Regions from separate parts of the Homo sapiens genome. Here region 2 is linked to region 1. Evidence: chromatin loops called from intact Hi-C (ENCODE). Cell type or tissue: natural killer cell. All regions are shown on one strand.

What was found. Peaks named below come from ENCODE experiments on the same cell type or tissue, not always from the same donor. Only the 100,000 strongest peaks of a DNase experiment are listed, where the experiment ranks them.
Region 2: a loop joins it to region 1, with 6 times the contacts of the local background. A loop is called at or near these places in 3 of 110 quality-filtered maps.

What each region holds. Positions count from the first base shown.
Region 1 is chr1:67,328,702-67,336,701 of GRCh38, forward strand. It overlaps IL12RB2 (interleukin 12 receptor subunit beta 2), which reads left to right. Exons shown (of 17, transcript NM_001374259.2): 7 at 886-1,028; 8 at 1,959-2,109. Among named protein-coding and RNA genes, the nearest start is that of IL12RB2, 25 kb to the left of the region's middle. In natural killer cell, no CTCF peak of the experiment used is centred here; DNase peaks (open chromatin) are centred at 4,530 and 7,670; H3K27ac peaks cover 2,645 bases.
Region 2 is chr1:67,271,291-67,279,290 of GRCh38, forward strand. It overlaps the pseudogene DNAJB6P4. Among named protein-coding and RNA genes, the nearest start is that of IL12RB2, 33 kb to the right of the region's middle. In natural killer cell, no CTCF peak of the experiment used is centred here; a DNase peak (open chromatin) is centred at 3,551; H3K27ac peaks cover 1,738 bases.

The sequences.
Region 1 (8,000 bases):
TGCTCAGTGCAAGCCCTTCTTGGAGGAGGTGTCCTTTCGCCCCCATGGCTACTCCCATTGTTGTGAGATAGGCTACATGTGGGCCTGCTAGGCTAGAGCAGCGAGGTACAAACTATAAATAAAATTTCTCAAGTCACAGATGCATCTTGCTCTGAGAATACTCACCTCCATCCCTGGAGTGAGCCAGTACATTTCTGAGCAAATGTAATCGGTCCAGTTGAATCAGAGGCCAATCTCAAGCATTCCAAGTTCTGACCATCCAGGCAGAACTGGGCTGCCTGAAGTTCCAACCTCACACTATGTGCTTCTCGCCTCTCTTTCCATGGCACTTCTCTGCATACATATTGCTAACGATGAGTCTGATCATTGGCATTTACTATACACTTTTCCACCATATTTCTTCTCAGGCTTCCTCCCATTTCTTTCATAGACCGTTCATCTCTAGGCTACCTTCTCGCCCCCTTGTTCTTTTCCTCTGTCCCTTTGCTATGAATTTTCCTACGAACATTTCTTCTCCTCCTGAGGCAGTCATCACTAGCCGTCTCTGGCTTCTCAGTCATTGGAACTCTTGGGTTTGGCACATTGGTTTTTGAAAAACCACTGGACTAAGTGTAGTTGAAACTTACCACTAATGTTGGTAGTAGTTATTTGGTGAAAATGAGATTTGATTAAGGGGGATTATTTTAAAGATTCAGAAGTGAATCCAGCTTTTAAAAAAGTTCTTTCTTAAAGCCTGGAACTTTTCTCTTGTATATTTTACCAAATTTGATGGTTGTGCATCTCAGAACTGAGTTTTGTCAAACTCTTTATAGCTCATGCCAGTACATAAGACAATTGCTGATCACAGATCCTGAACCACACTTTTTTGTTTGTCCTGGTTACTAGTGAGGCCTCTTCCTCCGTGGGACATTAGAATCAAATTTCAAAAGGCTTCTGTGAGCAGATGTACCCTTTATTGGAGAGATGAGGGACTGGTACTGCTTAATCGACTCAGATATCGGCCCAGTAACAGCAGGCTCTGGAATATGGTAATTATCTTTAGAGTGAAGGAAAAAACACTGAAGCATTCTTAATATTGCTGCGCAGACCTCTGTCTTTTCATACAGCAAAAAATAGAGTTTAAGAATATTTATCCCAAAAGTACACACGAGAGAATTATCAGAAAGTCATGTATGCCTCTGTTGATTAAGAAATATCTTGAATTTTGATCTCTGATTCTGAAATTTTTAAAGCTTTTGTAAACCAATATTAATTTTCTATAGTTTATTTCTAACAGAGGATTCATTTCTCCTTATTATTTACCCTGTCCTGTTATTATTTTTTAGCATTTAAAAAAGATATTGAAAAGAGAAATATTAAGAAATGTCCACAGAGAGTTATATAGAATTTAATATTCCAAAGAAAAGGTCTACAATTTAATATAATATTAGGCATTGCATGTTTTAAAATAAAAGGTATAGGATTATGATTCTTTCCGGGATTGTTGTAAAATTCAATGGCTTATAATAACAAAGGATCAGTCCCACAGATAGCTGATATTCAAGAGAGTATAACTAATTAAAGGGTTTTTTTAAAAAAAAAAAAAGCCAGTGCTATGTTTGTGTTAAAACATTCATCACATCCTAATTGTAATCAAATAAAAAATAATCTCTAGTGTAGAAACTTTGTAGTTTTCAATCTTATTTTTCAGCTGGTTTCAGGATTCCCCTCGAGAACCTACATAGATGGGTTCTTAGTACCCAGAGATTTTGTTTTATTTTTAATGAGATGCTATCATTTCAGATTAATATCATATCTATTCGGTAAGACAGTCACTGATATTTCTTCTCATTTAATGGTAGGTCTGAAAAACAAATAAGATCAAATAGCCTGGGTTTTTTTTTTTTCATTTTATGTTAAAATTCCTTAAATTAGCAATCTAGTATTAATAGGCACTTTAAAAAAATGTCTGTTTCAAGGTTAATGTTACAAAGGCCAAAGGAAGACATGATTTGCTGGATCTGAAACCATTTACAGAATATGAATTTCAGATTTCCTCTAAGCTACATCTTTATAAGGGAAGTTGGAGTGATTGGAGTGAATCATTGAGAGCACAAACACCAGAAGAAGGTATATGTCCAAAATATACATACCTATCGGGGAGCAATAAAGGGGAGAGAGGGGGGAAGATGTAATGATTTCCTTGGAATAGAATCTTTAAACTACTGGTGCTGAATCAAAAAGCATGACTGCATTAGTTAACAAGTTAATTTTTATATTAACTTAAGTGCTGAAACTGTTCAAGGAAATATGTTTGTGTTGCAAGGAAATTTTTAACATTGGGTAAGTTCTACTCCTGTTTGCTATCAGTCATGTTGGTTATAATGCTTGGTTATAACTTATCTCTCTTACTATCTCAGTAACTTATTTCACAGAGCTATAACCAGTAATTAATCTCATTTCTTGTTAAAGCTTCATATGTTTTATATTTTTGATTCTATGAAAAGTAATGTGGCTCAATAAGCCATATGGAAAGCTTGAAAGAAAGTAGGCTCTGGAGACACATATTTCAAAATAAAATTTAGCATCCAGCAATCCTCTCTTGTCCAAATATTATAACACTGTACTTCAAGCCTTTGATATTTACTGCACAAATGAGAACCACCTGGCCACCCATAACTATGAAAAGGATATCAAATGTGTTTTTCAGTCTGATGAATTTTTCTTTTTTAGTAATTATTGGGAAGGGAATGTTATTGAAGTATAAGAAAATATTTTATTGAAGCAAAAATGCCTATGTAAACTTTATGCCAATATTAAATCTTTGGAGACACAAGAAATAGCCATCTGAATATTAGTTTTTAAAAGCACTCATTTAGGCCGGCATGGTCGCTCAGGCCTGTAATCCCAGCACATTGGGAGGCTGAGGTGGGCAGATCACGAGGTCAGGAGTTCGAGACCAGCCTGGCCAGCATGGTGAAATCCCATCTCTACCAAAAAGACAAGAAATTAGCCAAGCATCGTGGTGCGTGCCTGTAATCCCAGCCATTCGGGAGGCTAAGGCAGGAGAATCACTTGAACCCAGGAGGCAAAGGTTGCAATGAGCCAAGATTGTGCCACTGCAATCCAGCCTGGGCAACAGATCGAGACTGCATCTCATAAATAAATAAATAAATAAATAAATGCACTCATTTAGTGATATAGTAGAGAGTCTTTCATAATTTATATAAATTTGACTCAGAGAAAAACTTTTTGGCATATAATCCATTGTTCATTATCTGGAGCTTTTGTAACATTAACGTGCAAAATCTAAATTCTTATTTGTGAAATTTATGGATATGTGTGCATGTAAACTAGCCTCATAATTAAGTTGCATTTATTTTCTGTGAGCTACTAATGGCTTTTGATAACTGATGATCCTTAGCAATCATACATCAATGACATTCAAGGAACGGAAGGGCCTTTAGCAGAATATAATACCTAATATATGATTCATAGAATAATCTTATATTCTTCCTTACTTCTTGTATTAATTGCATTTTTTTTTTTTTTTGAGACAGAGTCTTGCTCTGTCACCCAGGCTGGAGTGCAGTGGCACAATCTCAGCTCAGTGCAACCTCTGCCTCCTGTGTTCCAGTGATTCTCCTGCCTCAGCCTCCCAAGTAGCAGGGATTACATGCATGCGCCACCATGCCCGGCTAATTTTTGTTATTTTCAGTAGAGACAGGTTTCACCATGTTGGCCAGGCTGGTCTCGAACTCTTGACCTCAGGTGATCCACCTGCCTCGGCCTCCCAAAGTGCTGGGATTACAGAATATATTTTAAAAATTGTCTAAAAGTGAATTTATCCAACAAATGATAATTTATTACCACTCATTTTATAATAAAATCTCTTAATGTTGAACCACTTGCCCTCTGGTTGTTACTTTTATAATCCAGAGCTTACTCATAATATCGTTTTATTATATATAGTCAAAGTAATTTTTTTAAAGACTATCTCATGAATTAGATTTTGTTTATATATGTGGTACAGATAAAACTTCTGAAAATGGGCTATATTTTATATCCAAGTTCAAGGTAGTAAGTAGTCTGAAAAATATTTAAGTTATATCACATTAAGCTAAACTATAAACTAGGGAAACTCTGGGCTTGTGAATTCTTGTCATTCTTACTCACATATGATAATGACCTAGTTAGAGATGTGTGAAAAGGTTTTTCTTTTCTTTTTTAAAAAGTGTTTGTCTTTTGAATTAAAATTCCTTCAAGGCAGCACAGTAACTTTCTTATTTCCTATAAAATAAACCACCATCATAACAATGAGTATAGCAACTCATTATGGTTATGAACTCATGGATGATTATGAATTGAACCTAGGAAGCTGGCTTATTCAGTCACTGAAGGTATTCATAAAGAGAGAAACCCATACTCTGAGATACACCACCTTTACCAAGCTCTGTTGGCTTCCTTTCTGTCTCTGAATCTCCCTTTTCTATGTTTGATTTTTCTGTGGGTTGTTGTAGGTCTTTTTTCTCTTACTCTAGGCTGCTTGGTTTTCACCCCTTACCCGCTGTTTCTGTCATCAGTTTCTTTATGAAACACCAACTGATGTAAACGTAAAAGGTGTGAATTTTTTTTAACACGTCTTCCTTTTAACCCTTTCAATGTGTACTCATATGTAACTTGGCATTTAAAAAAAATTAATAGTAAGCTTTTTTTTTTTTTTTTTTAGGTACTCTCTAAAACTGTGAATGACTCTACAACAGAGTCAGCCTTTTTGCAGCCTTTGCTTCTCAAAATTGAGAGAAATGTAACATCTCCGGGTGGATTGGTGTAGTTGTTTATATCATTTGAACAGTGGGTTAGGGCTTCCTTTACTCCATAGGGCCCTTTACTATGTCATTAAATTCAGCTCCTATCACTGAAAAACACTTTTTAAATGACCGAAAAGTAAGGGATAGGAGGAAAGAAACTACTTTGCTGTGTTTAAGAGAACAGTCTTGAAATCAGCATCCATCAAAGGCAGGCCTGATAGTGACACTGGGAAGAGAGCAGCCACATTTTCCTTGTAGTGGGAAAACATTCTTGAATTTGAGCTCAAGGTGTCCAGACATGCCTGAGAACATGCACAGGTATTGAGGGAAGGTGATCTCTCACCACTTAGAACACCCAGGAAGAGATGCCAAAATACTGATTAATCAGCTATTCCTTAGAGCTATGTTACCAATATGTCTCTGTCTGTTAATCCGCCATTTTAAAAAGTCTTATTTGCAGTTTGTGATCTTGCTCAACTCTATTACAGCTAACAAAGGAATCGTTGCATGTTCATTCGTACTTTGGAGGGGCAGAGTGGTAAAGGAGAAACCTTCCCCCATCATGGTGACAGCAAGGGTGAGGGGTGAATAATCCCTAAAGGGGGAGAAAATGAAGAGTTACCAGCTGCAGCCACCTCTTCCCACATTGAGAAGCTAGGAAATTCATGCACTCATTTGTAATTTAAAAATATTGCCAAGATAAGATAGGTGTGAACAATTAAATACTAGAGATTATTTTGGATAGCAAACATTTGATAACAGTCAAGCTTGGTGGATTGGCAAACATTTTCTCTACAGGTCCAGATAGTAATATTTTCAGCTTTGCGGATCATACGATCTGTCGCAACTGCTAAATGTGCTATTGTCACATGCAAGCTGCCATTGACAATACCTAAACAAACAGGCATGGCTGTGTTCCAACAAAACTTTATTTATGTATGCTGAAATTGGAATTTTATGTAATCTTCACATGTCACTAAAAAGGATTCTTCTTTTGTTTGTTTTGAGACGGAGTCTGGCTCTGTCACCCATGCTGGAGTGCAGTGGTGCGATCTCGGCTCACTGCAAGCTCCGCCTCCCGGGTTCACGCCATTCTCCTACCTCAGCCTCCCGAGTAGCTGGGACTACAGGCACCCCGCCACCACGCCCGGCTAATTTTTTGTATTTTTAGTAGAGACAGGGTTTCACCGTGTTAGCCAGGATGGTCTCGATCTCCTGACCTTGGGATCTGTCTGCCTCAGCCTCCCAAAGTTCTGGGATTACAGGCATGAGCCACCGCGCCCGGCCGGATTCTTCTTTTGATTTCTTTTCAACCATTATCAAAACCATTTTCTTACAGGATGTATTAAAACAGGCAGAGGGCCAGATTTGGCCCATGGGCCGTAGTTTGCTGACCCCTAAGCTAGCTATACTCGAAAGCATCATATTTGTGTCTTTTTGCTTGAGGCTTGAGAATGATTCTTTTCTCTTCTAAAGAGATTTATATCAGACACTTTCACTAACAGGAAAGTGTTATGTTTAAGATTCAGTAACAGTCCCTAAACCCTTCTCTCCTTCACTTGTTCTCCTCTAAGCTCAGCACCTATCTTGGAAGGAAGGAATGATAATTCAGAACTCTTTTCAAGAAGTTATATGAAGAAGAGCAGAGATATCAATCTTTTGTTGTTTTTGTTTTTAGGATCTGAGATAATACAGTGTATCTGCAAGGGGATGAAAAGAGTCCAGCAGAGAAGGAGAAATTAATGACACAGGGAAGGTGGGGATAATGACTGGAGAGATGTCTTTGATAAAGCAAGAGGGAGCGGGGTCCAGAACTCTAGCTAAAGAGTTGGACCGTGATGGAAGTAGGGATGATTCATCCACTGGGACATCATTAACAGTGCTGTGTTAGGGAATTGGTTGGGGGAGTTTGAACGTTTTCATGGTGGAAAAAGAAGGGAATTTCCATCTGATTTCTTCCTTTTGCTCGGTGAAGTCTGAGGCAAGGTCATCTCTTTTTCATATTGGTGGCTTCTTCCACTTTAACCCTACAGTTTTTTCCTTTACAGACAAAGTATTTTCATCTGACTTCCATTTCTCATATTTGTATGCTTAGTCATTTGTACCCATTTCTTTTGAAATCACTTGAACATACTGGCCTTTGGCTTTTTTTTTCTCATGTGCCTATAATAGTTTTATCTGTATTTGGCTAGATAACATTGAGGTTAGAACTTTTAGTGACTCTGTGACAGTTGAATGTCAAAGATTCTCCTCCCTATTAGCCCTTGTGTTGCTTTAAGCAGCAGTGATTTTACACCCCTGGTCATGAAATGTTACACTTTTTAGAGACTCATGCAGATTCAACTAATGATTTCTCTCCCATGAAGGTATACATTGCAGGTAGGCACCATTAACATTTCAGTTTACTTGCAATTTACCTTGTGAAAAGAATATAATTCTAGAATTTGATTCTTAGCTCTGTAATAATCTGTTAGGTTGTGGATTTTTAATGAGTCAGTGAGTGTCCCCTTTAGATTTCTTACCAATATGTAATTAACTGAAGACATGTACTGCTGTGGTACAAGTCAACTGGCTTTGACACTGAGCACACCCGGGTTTCCAAACCCTGATTTTACAAATGTCTGGATTATCTAGTTTGTGGAGTAGTCAGGTCTTGGTCAATGTAGTGAACTGTAATGGGAAAAGCAGGGTCTTCGGGGAAAGCAAGACCTGGGTCCAGTCCTCAGCTTTGCCATTTACCAGACCCAGGTCTTTTGTAAATCATTTAACTTTTGCCAGCCTCCTTGTCCTCAGCTGTAAAGCAGATGTAATCATATGCACCCTTGCGTTGTGTGAGGGTTAAACGAGATGATGTATATAGTGTCCGGACACCACCTGACAGTAGGTGGTTAGTGAACGTCATATCCCCTTTCCTTTGTTGCCTGTGCTTTTTTTCTTTTTGCATCTAAGCTAGCAGATAGAAGTCCCAGGTTTGATTCCTGGGCCACTCTTCATATTCCTGGAGAATTAAGAGCATTTTCAAAATGTTTTACATAAGTGTTGCTTACCTCTAAGTCCTCACTGCAAAGGTAAATACTACTGCAAAGGAGAGAAAAGAAAAGAAGTGAATGTTTAGAAAAAAACAAAAAAGAAAGTAGAGCAAGAAAGGCAGGAAAAGGAAGTAATGAAGGAGAGGATAGAACAAAAAGAAGGCCCAACTGATGGGGGATG
Region 2 (8,000 bases), 57 kb before region 1:
CTTCTCACAAGACAGAAAAGAGTATTTCACGAAGGCAAAGAGCTTTCAGACCTCAATGTGTTTTCTGAGGCTCTTCCTCAATACTCCATTATTTTATCATCACCATTGTTGTTTTTCTCTAAACTGCCACTCTATAATTGACAAGAAAGCAACGACATAATGTAAAATTATGTGTTTTTATTTTCATTTATGCAGCTTTGTTTTATTTTCTAGGACCACTCCAATAGTTATTGGAGTCATTGAAATGACAGTCATTTTCAACCATCTTCTTTGCTGTTGACTGAAACCCTGTCTTCAGATAGATTCATGTGGCAGAGTTAATAACACCTCAGTGGGCAAACACTATCCTTCCTTTCTCTGGGGGGAGATATTTTTAGCCACCACACTAATTAGATAGCTCTCTGGCTGATAATGGGGCAGACAAAGGGTGTAGCATGTTAAAGAAAATGAGCAAACAGGTGCAATCAACTTAGAGAATATTAATCAAATGTCTTTTTTTTTTGAGATAGGGTCTCACTCTGCTGCCCAGGCTGGAGAGCAGTGGCATGATCTTGGCTCACTGCAGCCTTGACTTCCTCCACTTCCCAAGCTCGGGTAATCCTCCTGCCTCAGTACCCCCCGAGCAGCTGGGACTACAGGTGCATGCCACCAGGCCTGGCTAATTTTTTGTAGAGACGGGGTTTCAACATGTTGTCCAGACTGACCTTGAACTCCAGGGCTCAAATAATCTGCCCACCTTGGCCTCCCAAAGTGCTAGGATTACAGGCATGAGCCAATATGCCCAGCCAAATATCTTAATCACCATCATCATCATCATCATAAACTGCCGGTAGGAAGTTTGGCATAATGTGTCACATCAATTATAAATCACAGATGATTTTACTTGATATAGTTAGCTAGAGATAATCCACAGGGGGTAATTTTATTTATTATTGTTTTAAATGCTATTAAATTTTGTTTTTATCTAGCCTGCTAATTTTCTGAATGAAGCTGTAATTGGCATTTGATTGATTTGGCTGTGTCCCCACCCAAATCTCATCTTGAATTCTCATGTGTTGTGGGAGGAAGCTGGTGGGAAGTAATTGAATCATGGAGCAGGTCTTTCCCATGTGGTTCTCATGATAATAAGTCTCACAAGATCTGATGGTTTTAAAAATGGGACTTTCCCTGCATGAGCTCTCTCTCTTTGCCGGCCCCCATCCATGTAAGATGTGACTTGCCCCTCCTTGCCTTCCACCATGACTGTGAGGCCTCCCCAGCCATATGGAACTGTAAGTCCATTAAATCTCTTTTTTTTGCAAATTGCCCAGTCTTGGGTATGTCTTTACCAGCAGCGTGAAAATGGACTTATACAGCATTTACCACAGTGTCTGGCTCATAGTAACTGTGGCAGAGCCTGCTAATTGTCCGTTCAACTTCCGTTCTCAAATTCTTACTTCCTAACAGAACCCCTATGTCATTGATGATAGCAGTTCTCTCAGTGAAAAGATACATTTCTAGCCTCCCTTGCAGCTAGGTGTGGTCATGTAACTGAATTCTGTCCAATGAGATATACACAGAAACTGTTAGAGGGATTTCCAAGCTGTCTTATTAAAGAGTGGGGACAGACAAATGGAGAATATTTTCCTCCCTCTTCCTCCTTCCTGCTGACTGGGAAGCGAGCATGACATCTAGAGCTCCAGCTCCTATCTGAGACAATAAGGTGACCTGGAAGATAGAAGTTGTGTGCTGAGTAAGGTGAGCAGAAGACAGAAAAGCCCACATCTCCGATGATTTTGAGGAGCTGCCTTGGATCACTTTCCTTAACTTCTTTTACCTGAGAGTAATGTTCTAATATCACTGTTCTTGCAGATTCTGCTATTTGTATTTGAATTGATCCTAATGGATGTAATACGTAATCAGAAATTATTTTTTCAGAGAATGGATGGAGTACATGCCTATGGTGGTTGTAGTAGTCTGCTCAGGCTGCCATAACAAAACACCACAGACTGGTTGTCTTAAACAATAGAAATTTATTTTCTCACAGTTTTGGAGGCTAAGAATTTAAGATTAAGGTGCTGGCAGGGTTGGTGTCTGGTGAGACCTCTCTTTCTGGCTTGTGGATGACCATCTTCTTTACCATGTCATATAGCCTTCCCTTAGGCTCATGCAGAGAGAAGGAGAGAGAAATATTTCTGCTGTCTCATTCTCTTTGTATAAGGACATTGATCCTATCGAATTAGGTCCCCGTCCTTATAACCTCACTTAATCTTAGTTACTTCCCTTAAGGCCCTATCACCAAATACAGTCACATTGGGACTTAAGGCTTCAACATATGGATTTTGGGGGACACAATTCTGTCCGTAACAGCGGTCATCTATTGTCTTGCCAGTTTTCCTCTTCTAGGACCTGCTCTTTTCCTCCTATCCACATGTTGCTTCAGTATCACTCTGATTAGCTAGCAGCAGTTGATTGGTGTGAAGTATGCACCTGATCCAAGCTGGGCCAATCAAAGGCTTTCCCTAGGAATTGTGCAATTAGGCCTGCGAAAGAGACAGACTCCTTCCAGTGACAGAGTGTTAGGTGGCAAGTTCAGAAGCTGTCAGTCTTGTTTTTCTCCATGTGGCCAGAATGAAAGGAAGATGGCCCATAGACGCAGAATAAGAAGAATAATAAACAGATCCACAGAAAAGGACAGAGGAGAGATGAAATGAGAACCCTGAATGCATTAGAATCCCTTGCTCTAATTGTTAATAATGTTCAATCATATTCATGACTCATGACCCATGAGAAACTTTATAATACAGCCTTCTTTCTTCCTTAGCTACTTAGAGTTGGGCTTCTACTATTTTCAATTGAGAGCCCTAGCTAATACAACTCTCCAAAATTAAAAAAAGAAAAAAGAAAAAGAAAAGAAAAAAAGCTTTGTATTTTTAGGCTCTTAGAACTCACATTATTTTCTTTTAATAATGATTAGCAACAACTAATGGTGTTTGTTTTATCTTGTACGCTAAATTATCTGAAATTGGGTAGGTACTACAGTGGAAATAAATATTTGATGTTATTTTCAATAAATTGTTACTGGAGTTAAACCTCTTGCTATCCTGACAATTCCTCCCTACATCACCCTCTTTGCAATGGCAGATGGAAGAATTGGCAATAAATGCAATTCAGCTTGAAGAAAACACCCTAAATATTAGAAACCTGTGAAGAACCACCGGATTGCCTTATCAACTCATTGTGCATCCTATTTGGAAGTCTAAAATAGAACTAAAATTCTAATACTTTTACTTGTATAAATGCTTATAATTGTCATCTTTGCATCTCAGCAATTATTCCTGGATAAATATACTGCAAATCATCTAAGAAGAGAAAAACCCCTCTGAATTACATGACTGAGTTTCAGAATGTGAGTAAAGTATGGCTAACCAAAATGTTCAAGCAAACTGATGCAAATTTCCTTTTCTATGACTGTGTAAGCAAAACTCTTTTGCACGATACTAAGTTTGATGTGGTGTAGCATGTAAAAGAGAAAGCACCTTTATCTGTGTTTGAGTGGAAACCAGGTAACCTTGTCATAAACTGGGGAAGAAATGACTTAAGTGTCAGCTCCCACATCTCCTGCTGTGAATAGCCTTTAGGGGTGTCATAACCACGAACACACAAACTTGACAGAAACTAAATCTCAGTGCACAAAGAAAATGTATCTGCAATGAATTCATATTGGGCTCTTCCCACACATTATTTAACTTAATCTTCCAAACAAGCTGTGAGGTAGATATTATTATCACCATTTTACACTGAGGAAACTGAGTCAGAGAGATGCTTTTTCTTGCCCAGCACCACTTAGGTCATAAGTGGTGGAGCTGGTTTTGAATGTATTCACCTCGCTCGCACCCCATGTGTCTGTGCTGTACTATGAATTCCTCAAGGGATGGGGACTGGTATTTAGCTTGTGTCTTTAAATTGTCATGAAAGACTAGAGGCTTCTTCTTGGTAGTAAGAAATAACGTGTACAATACCAAGAATATAGCAATTGTACTCAAGAGTATATTAAGGTCAGCGGGTGTGTGTAATAGAGGAATTATGAAAGACATATCTGTGAAACATGCTGAGATTCAGCAGTAATAAATTGTTTAAAAACTAGGCTTGAGAAGATGATAAGAGCTATTTATGACAAACCCATAGCCAATATCATAATGAGTGGGCAAAAGCTGGAATCATTCCCTTTAAACCGGCACAAGACAAGGATGCCCTCTCTCTCCACTCCTATTAAACATAGTATTGGAAGTTCTGGCCAGGGCAATCAGGCAAGAGAAAGAAATAAAGGGTATTCAAATAGGAAGAAAGGAAGTCAACTTGTCTCTGATTGCAGACGACATGATTGTATATTTAGAAAACCCCATCATCTCAGCCCAAAAATTCTTTACACTGATAAGCAACTTCAGCAAACTCTGAGGATACAAAATCAATGTGCAAAAATCACAAGCATTCCTATACACCAATGATAGACAAGCAGAGAGCCAAATCATGAGTGAACTCCCATTCACAATTGCTACAAAGACAATAAAATACGTGGGAATACGATTTACAAGGGACATGAAGGACCTCCTCAAGAACTACAAACCACTGCTCAGGGAAATCAGAGAGGACACAAACAAATGGAAAAACATTCCATGCTCATTGATAGGAAGAATCAATATCGTGAAAATGGCCATACTGCCCAAAGTAATTTATAGATTCAATGCTATTCCCATCAAGCTACCAGTGACTTTCTTCACAGAATTGGAAAAAACTACTTTAAATTTCATATGGAACCAAAAAAGAGCCTGAATAGCCAAGACAATCATAAGCAAAAAGAACAAAGCTGGAGCCATCACGCTACCTGACTTCAAACTATACTACAAGGCTACAGTAACCAAAACAGCATGGTACTGGTACCAAAACAGATACATAGACCAACGGAACAGAACAGAGACCTCAGAAATAACACCACACATCTACAATCATCTGATCTTTGACAAACCTGACAAAAAAAGCAATGGGGAAAGGAGCAATGGGGAAAGGACTCCCTGTTTAATAAATGATGCTGGGAAGACTGGCTAGCCATATGCAGAAAACTGAAACTGGATCCCTTCCTTACACCTTATACAAAAATTAACTCAAGATGGATTAAAGACTTAAATGTAAAACTCAAAAGCATAAAAACCCTAGAAGAAAACCTAGGCAATATCATTCAGGACATAGGCCTGTGCAAAGACTTCATGACGAAAACACCAAAAGCAATGGCGACAAAAGCCCACATTGACAAATGGAATCTAATCAAACTAAAGAGCTTCTGCATAGCAAAAGACACTATCATCAGAGTGAACAGGCAACCTACAGAATGGGAGAAAATTTTTGCAAGCTAACCGTCTGACAAAGATCTAATATCCAGAATCTACAAGGAACTTCAACAAATTTACAAGAAAAAAACAACCCCATCAAAAAGTGGGTGAAGGATATCAACAGACACTTCTCAAAAGAAGACATTTATGCAGCCAACAAACATATGAAAAGAAGCTTATCATCACTGGTCATTAGAGAAATGCAAATCAAAACCACAATGAGATACCATCTCATGCCAGTTAGAATGGTGATCATTAAAAAGTCAGGAAACAAGAGATGCTGGTGAGGCAGTGGAGAAATAGGAATGCTTTTACACTGTTGGTGGGAGTGTAAACTAGTTCAACAATTGTGGAAGACAGTGTAGCAATTCCTCAAGGATCTAGAACCAGAAATACCATTTGACCCAGCAATCCGATTACTGGGTATATACCTAAAGGATTATAAATCATTCTACTATAAAGACACATGCACATGTATGTTTATTGCAACCCTATTTACAATAGCAAAGACTTGGAACCAACACAAATACCCATCAATAATAGACCGGATAAAGAAAATGTGGCACATATACACCATGCAATACCATGCAGCCATTAAAAAGAATGAGCTAATGTCCTTTGCAGGGACATGGATGAAGCTGGAAGCCATCATTCTCAGCAAGCTAATGCAGGAACAGAAAACCAAACACTGCGTGTTCTCACTCATAAGTGGGAGTTGAACAATGAGAACACATGGACACAGGAATGGGAACACCACACACCGAGGCCTGTCAGGGGGTCAGGGGCAAGGGGAGGGAGAGCATAGGTTGATAGGTGCTGCAAACCACCATGGCACATGTATACCTATGTAACAAACTTGCACGTTCTACACATGTATGCCAGAACTTAAAGTAAAATTTAAAAAATTTAAAAAATAAAAAATAAAAAAAAAATTAAAAAAAAAAAAAACTAGGCTTGAGAGGAAAGCACAAGTAGTCACCACCACCAGCGCAGCAGTGCCAGAGCCAGGAGGAGATCCCGGCCACTGCCCCTGCCTCCCGCCTGCCGTCAGTCGCCTCCATCCTGTTCCAGCAATCTCTTAAAGCATGATGGGTTAGGCTGGGCACAGCGGCTCATGCCTATAATCCCAGCATTTTGGGAGGTCGAGCCAAGTGGAACACCTGAGGTCAGGAGTTCAAGACCAGCCTGGCCAACGTGCTGAAACCCCGTCTCTACCAAAAATATAAAAATTAGCTGGGCATAGTGACACAAGTCTGTAATCCCAGCTACTCAGGAGGCTGAGACAGGAGAATGTCTTGAACCCCAGAGGCGAGGTTGCAGCGAGCCAAGATGGTGCTACTGCACTCCAGCCTGGGTGACAGAACGAGACTCTGTCTCAAACAAACAAACAAAATCATGGTGGATTACTATGAAATTCTAGGAGTGTGGAGAGAGGCCTCACCCGAGGATATTAAAAAGGCACACCAGAAACTGGCACTGAAGTGGCACCCAGATGAAAATCCTGAGAATAAAAAGCAGAGAGAAAATTCAAACAAGTAGCTGAGGTGTGTGAGGTGTTGTCAGATGCTAAAAAACGGGACATCTATGACAAATATGGCAAAGAAGGATTAAATGGTGGAGGAGGAGGTGGAAGTCATTTTGACAGTCCTTTTGAGTTTGGCTTCACATTCTGTAACCCAGATGATGTCTTCAGGGAATTTTTTGGTGGAAGGGACCCATTTTCATTTGACTTCTTTGAAGAACTCTTTTGAGGACTTGTTTCAGAATCAAAGGGGTCCCCGTGGAAGCAGAAACCAAGGGTCGGGGTAGTTTTTCTCCACATTCAGTGGATTTCCATCTTTTAGAAGTGGATTTTCTTATTTTGATATAGGATTTATTAATACTTCATTTGGGTCACTCGGTCACGGGGGCCTCACTTCATTTTCTTCCACATCATATGTTGGTAGTGGGATGGGCAACTTCAAATCGATAACACTTCTACTAAAAAGGTTAATGGCAGAAAAATCACGATAAAGAGAATTATCAAGAATGGTCAAGAAAGAGTAGAAGTTGAAGAAGACAGCCAGTTAATGTCTTTAACAATAAGTGTTAAGGAGCAGCTGCTGCACTTGGATAACAAGTAATTCAAGGCGCCCACTTAACAGAAATGTTAAACTATAACAAGAACCATCTGAGGATTAACAGAAACTTTTTTTTTGTAGATTTCAAGGGAACTTGCCTTTCAGAATAATAGTACCTAAAGTATTTATAAACAGCTAATCGGAACCTCTATTTGTCATAGGCTTTTGAGTTTATTGTTGGGACCCATAATAGGACCATTTTTTCTTTTTGTCTTCAAAATTATTGTAGGCCAGGTGCAGTGGCTTACACCTGTAATCCCAGCACTTCGGGAGGCTGAGGCGGGTGGATCAAGTGAGGTCAGGAGTTCAAAACCAGCCTGGCCAACATGGTGAAACTCCATCTCTACTAAAAATACAGAAAAGTAGCCAGGTGTGGTGGCAGGCACCTATAATACCGGCTACTTGGGAGGCTGAGGCAGAAGAATTGCTTGAACCCGGGAGGTGGAGGTTGCAGTGAGCCAAGATCACACCATTGCACTCCAGCCTAGGTGACAGGGCAAGACTCTGTCTCAAA